2 separate regions of the Homo sapiens genome follow, and region 1 is linked to region 2. A link is an interaction called in ENCODE POLR2A ChIA-PET data of the cell type or tissue named here. Cell type or tissue: GM12878. All regions are shown on one strand. Each heading gives the region's core, and the rest is flanking DNA. Links, peaks and the distances in the headings are about the cores only. Region 1 overlaps ARID2 (AT-rich interaction domain 2). Region 2 overlaps SCAF11 (SR-related CTD associated factor 11).

Region 1 (2,922 bases), core at 331-2,830, 200 kb before region 2:
GTTAGGATTATTGAAAATCAGGTGTGAAAAATTTTATGGTCATCTCAGTAAATGAGGAAAATAAATTGATAGAGTATTTAATCAGAAAACAAACATTATGCTCAATGGTGAAATGTTAGAGCAGTGGTCCCCAACCTTTTTGGCACCAGGGAACAGTTTTGTGGAAGACAGTTTTTCCACAGACTGTGGCAGGGGGATGGTTTCAGGATGATATTAAGTGCATTACGTTACATCATTAGATTCTCATAATGAGCATGGAACCTAAATCTTTTGCATGCGCAGTTCACAGTAGGGTTCACGCTCCTTTGAGAATCTAATGCCACTGCTGATCTGACAGGAGGTGGAGCGCAGTTTCGCTGGCTTGCCACTCACCTCCTGCTGTGCAGCCCGGTTCCTAACAGGTCAGTTAGTACCAGTCTGTTGAAATTGTGAACCATTGGCTAAATAAACTTATTTTCATTATAAATTACCCAATCTCAGGTGTTCTGTTTTAGCAACACTAAACAAAGACGAGAAAATTATCACTACTTTTAAGTTAAATAGGAAAGCAAAGAAACAATGGGAAAACTATTGGACCTAATGAGAGACTTCTATAAAGTGGACAGAATCCAAAAATATAAATATGCAAAAAAGTTTTTATTTAATTTTGTTTAGAATCAGGGTCTCACTGTGTTGCCTGGGCTGGAGTGCAGTGGCAAGATTGTAGCTCACTGTAGCCTCAAACTCCGGAGCTCAATCAGTCCTCCCACCTCAGCCTCCTGAGTAGCTGGGACTACAGGTGTGTGCTGCTGTACCTGGCTAATTTGTTTGTTTTATTTTTATTTTTATTTATTTAGTTATTTATTTTTAGAGATGAGGGTCTTGCTGTGTGGCCCAGACTGGTCTTGAACACCTGGCCCCAAGTGATCCTCCTGCTTCAGCCTCCTGAGTCTCTGGAATTACAGACACAAGTCACAGTATCCAGCCAAATATGCAAAACTTAGTATCTACTATTTTAAAATATGATACCAGCAATTCCAATTAAAATTAATAAAAAAAGATCCAACTTATAATAATATCTAAGAATAAACACAATGAGAAACATGTAAGACCTATATAAGAAAAACTTAAATGAAGCTGGGGGCGGTGGCCTGGGCAATGTGGTGAAACACCATCTCTACAAAAAATACAAAAATTAGCTGGGTATGGTCCCAGCTACTTTCAGGGGGCTGAGGCGGGAAGATCACTTGAGCCCAGGAGGAGGAGGTTGCACTGAGCCGAGATCGTGCTACTGCACTCCAGCCTGAGTGACAGAGTGAGACCTTGTCTCAAGAAAAGAAAAAATTGTGGAATATTTAGGTTTTGATTAATTCTTTGTAAGATGAGTATCTTTTGTATATATGTTTGTTTGATGGTTTTGTTTGTGATTGTAATATTCTTGACTAATTCCAGGCAGACCACATACGAAGAAAATATTATTTATATTTAAACTCCTGCCTTTCTATAGAGAGTCAGTTTACACACAAATATTACTTAATTCCCACAGTTGTTATTATCCATAATGTTATTCCTTTTTTCAGGTGGAGAAATTGTGGATTTAAAAGTTTGTGACTTGCCTAATACCACACAGCTCGTTAAGAAGCTAATACTTGGAGCCTTTATCTTTCTGTTATAATAAATTATGAATAAACAGCTGAAATCTGTATTAGACATAAGAAAGGAGAACCTTGTTCTAACCAGAGAATTTCCTATCAGCCTTTCAGGCGAAGAAGCCTCTCTTCTTATTTTCTTATATTCTCTTGCCAGAGTAGAGGTGATGGAAAATAAGGTAAAGATAGTAAATTATAGAGACAGGAGCACAGAGTGCCCTAAAGTTAAACAAGTTTGAATTCTGATTCTATCACTTAACTAGCTTTGGCCTCAGGTAAATTATTTACCTTCTTCAACCCTCAGTTTTCTACTTACTAAAAGGTTTTAGTAATACTTACCTCATAGTGTTTAATAATTGGTAACTAATATCATCATCATCATCTTTCATTATATTAAATGAGAGGATTCGGTTAGGATTGATGTTTTCCATAAGACGCACAGAAATCTTTGCCTCTCCTCCTGTGATCAGGGAGAATGATTTTACCTGCTGATTTATGTGGTAGTGAAAGAGCAATGAACTATGATTTAGAAGGCCTAAGTACAACGCCCCTGGGTTAGTGGAAAAAAAAACCTTACACAAGTTACTACAGGTTAAGTATCCCTAATCCGAAAAGCTCCAAAATTGGAAACTTTATGAATGCCAACATGACACTTAAAGGAAATGCTCATTGGAGTATTTTGAATTTTCAGATTAGAGAAGCTCAGTAGGTAAGCTTAATGCAAACATTCCCAAAAAAACACAAAAACACCCCCCCAAATCCAAAAAAATTCAAAATCTGAAATAGTTTTGGTCCTAAGCATTTTGGATAAGGAATACTCAACCTGTAGTACTTAGGTCTTATATTTTATTACCTTTAAAATAGAAATATCCTAAAAAAGATCCAGTGAAATAATAGATTTACTGTGTAGGGCAGTGGTCCCCAACCTCTGGGCCATGGACCAGTAGTGGTCTGTGGGAAAATTGTCTTCCATGAAACCATTCCCTGCTGTCAGAAATGTTGGGGACTGCTGATGTAGGCTATAGAGAGGGTCATATTTCAAAAAACCTTTATTTAATGCCCAATATTGAATAGCTCTGTGAAAGAATACTGTCAATCTCTAAGGGACTGAAAGTTACAGTCTTTTATATACTGTGATTCATATTTATAAATATAATTTTAACTGTACACATTTTTTATCTGCATATATAGCTTTTTTATTTCTGGTCTATCAATGAAAAACAAAGGTAGTAAGTCCTTTGATCCTTTTGGTTGCTTAAAGTAGAGGACAAATCTAGCCCAATGTTAAGAATCC
Region 2 (2,922 bases), core at 241-2,740:
GTACAAGGAGTAGACTTGGAGACATAGGATACAGAAGATGAACAAGATAGCATATGCCAAGTGCCAAATGTGAGAAATAGGCAAAGAGTTTCTAAGACATTTTTTTAAATGTACCAGTGGGGGAGTAACTAACGACTGAGGCAAGTAAAGAAAAATAATGATAATAAAGTGCAAAAAGTTAATGTTCTTAAGTCCAATTAGGACTTACGTTGTGTTTCCTTAGGTGGACTTCAAGTCTATCTCTCTCCCATTTATTTGTTTTGAAAGTGGTTTATAAGATGTTTAAATTGGGGATTTTGAGCTTAATGTAGTAGCAGAAAGGTGGCAGTGGTGGAGAGATGGAAAGTACGAGAAACTAGTTAGGAGAAAATGGAAAGAAGACTAGATATCAAAAAAGAAGGCCTGATTAGGACTAAGCTCCCCTAGGGCACAGACCTAATAGACACATAGATATCAACAAACCTGGAGTTCAGAACTATGGGTAGAGTGAATGCCTACAATATACTACGTAATGAACTACACATTCTGGCATGCCTTTCCACATTTAATCCTCAAAATACCAGAACACGATACATTTAAAAAATTAAAACACCGTCAATACTGAACAACAGAACACTGCATTAAAAAGGCTTAAAAATCACCCACTAAACAAAGCTAACTTAAGAGTATGAACAGAGACAGAGTTAGCTGCTATTACCACTGGACTTAGATAAATGTTATTAAAAAATTAGGTGAGGAAATTGAGATACTGATTAGATCACCTATAAAAGGTGACAATCAGTCATCTAGGACAACCAGAGTTCAAAACCAGGTCTGACTGACTCCTAAACCTAAAACACACACACACACACACACACACACACACACACACACACACAAAGACTGAACTAATTTTTACCTTACTGTCAAAATTACAATAAAAAGACAACCCTAAAAGTACATCTGAGAAGTCTAGGGTAAAAGAAAGGATAAAAAAGGAAGAAGTTTAGTCTTATCCCTAATAGAGATGTGAGTCTTAAGAGGGTTTAAATTTACTCAAGAGGGTTTAAAGATTGAGAACACTTTTAATTTTCACTAAAAGTGTTGGTATAATAATCTTTTACAAAAAGGAATAAGTATAAACTTTAAAAGAACACGTCTGTATGCTGCTATTCTGGCTGGAGGCATTGGAGCCCAAGTTAGTGAGCAAAATGCTCATGTTACGAATAGTGAGGGAACCCAGATTAAGATTCTTTTTACCTTAATAAAAAGAAAAAGGGATTACTTCTTTTTAGACTCCTTCAACTTGGAACAGTCCCCCAGTCTTGACTTTCATGACCTTGTTTGTACTCCTTAAAGCTTATAGATTAGTTCTGTTGCAAAATGTCTTCCAATTTGGGTTTGCCTGATACTTCCTTTTATTTTTTTTCAGATGTAGTTTTCTTTCTGTAGGATGCCAGATATTTCCTTATGGTTAGATTCAGGTTGTACACTATTTGACAGTAATTATGATGTGTTTTTCTCATTGTGTCCTGTCAAATGGCATACAATTTCTGTTTGTCTCATTACTGATGATGTGCACTTTGATAACTTGATTGAGGTAATATCATCCAAGCGTCTTCACTGTAAAGTTACTTTTGTCCCATTGGTAATTAACATGCATTTTTGTGGAAAAGTATTTTGAGACTGTAAAATAGCCCATTCCTTATTAAACTTGCTATTTATTTATTCCGAGATTATCTCAGCTTTGGCTAGTGAAAGCCTTTCAAGATAGTTTCTGTTTTCTTTTGACTTGCTCTTCGCACTTCCTTTTTTTTTTTTTTTTTGAGGTGGAGTCTCACTTTGTCGCCCAGGCTGGAGTGCAGTGTGGTGATCTTGGCCCACTGCAAACTCCACCTCCCAGGTTCAAGCGATTCTTGTGCCTCAGCCTCCCATGTAGCTGGGATTACAGGCATGGGCCACTACACCTGGCTAAATTTTGTATTTTTAGTAGAGACAGGATTTTGCCACATTGGCCAGGCTGGCCTTGAACTCCTGACCTCAAGTGATCCACCTGCCTTGGCCTCCCAAAGTGCTGGGATTACAGGTGTGAGCCACCACACCCAGCCACTTCCTTACTTTTGGACATAAGAAAATGAAGCTCACCTTGTACTTTCCCTGCCCCAGCACTGGAATCAACCATTCCTCCAAAGAGTGGTTGCTTTTAGTGGAGAAAGGTATTTAGAAAACAAGATTTGGATGCTCTAATTATTTCAATGTCTATGTGTAGAAAACCATGAATTGGTACCAATTTCTCCAATTTCAGTCCGCAAGATTTGTTCTTGTTTTCTCCATTACCAAATTTATAACTCCCTTCTCACCAGGAGAACTCTGACTCATTATCATTACTTACTAAATTTGATCAACCCCCTGCATGTGGCCAGTTTCCCATTGCCTTTGCTGTTCCCTACCTTCTTTGCATAACTTTTTTCTCTACTTAGGCTCTGACATCCTGTCCTGGGATGCACCCCTTACCCCATACTTCTTAGATACCCCATACTGAAGATTTTACCATTCTGTTTGAGCTCTAGTACCTTAATCTGATCTAGAGGTTCCTCTAGATCAGTGAAACAACTGAAGGCCGAAAGTCAGATGGACCCAGCTATAGATACTTAGCAACTTCTCTGACACTTAACAAGTCATTTAACTTCTCCAGAGCCCCAGACTCATTTCTGTAAAATGGACTAACACAGTCAACATTGCAAGGCTACCGAAAAGATCAAATGAAAATGTATGTAAAATGTCTACAACAGAGTGGCTGACACATAGTAAATATCTGATAAACATTAGCTATCTTCTGTAATATGGGTGATAATTTCTTAAACTTTGATCTCAATACTTTTAGATCTAGTTAAGCAATTAGAGAAGCATCAATCTGAAAATAAGAACCTTACTGTCCTGCTT

What was found. ChIA-PET counts read pairs that join two places held together with the same protein. Peaks named below come from ENCODE experiments on the same cell type or tissue, not always from the same donor. Only the 100,000 strongest peaks of a DNase experiment are listed, where the experiment ranks them.
Region 1: POLR2A ChIA-PET joins it to region 2 with 5 read pairs; 2 of 35 experiments call an interaction of 5 or more read pairs at or near these places.

Annotation. Positions count from the first base shown.
Region 1 is chr12:45,783,355-45,786,276 of GRCh38, forward strand. All of the region lies in intron 3 of ARID2 (AT-rich interaction domain 2), which reads left to right. Among named protein-coding and RNA genes, the nearest start is that of ARID2, 55 kb to the left of the region's middle. In GM12878, for the core only: no CTCF peak of the experiment used is centred there; no DNase peak of the experiment used is centred there.
Region 2 is chr12:45,982,908-45,985,829 of GRCh38, forward strand. The region is part of intron 1 of SCAF11 (SR-related CTD associated factor 11); the gene reads right to left. Among named protein-coding and RNA genes, the nearest start is that of SCAF11, 6.2 kb to the right of the region's middle. In GM12878, for the core only: no CTCF peak of the experiment used is centred there; a DNase peak (open chromatin) is centred at 1,722; H3K4me3 peaks cover 1,047 bases; H3K27ac peaks cover 1,261 bases.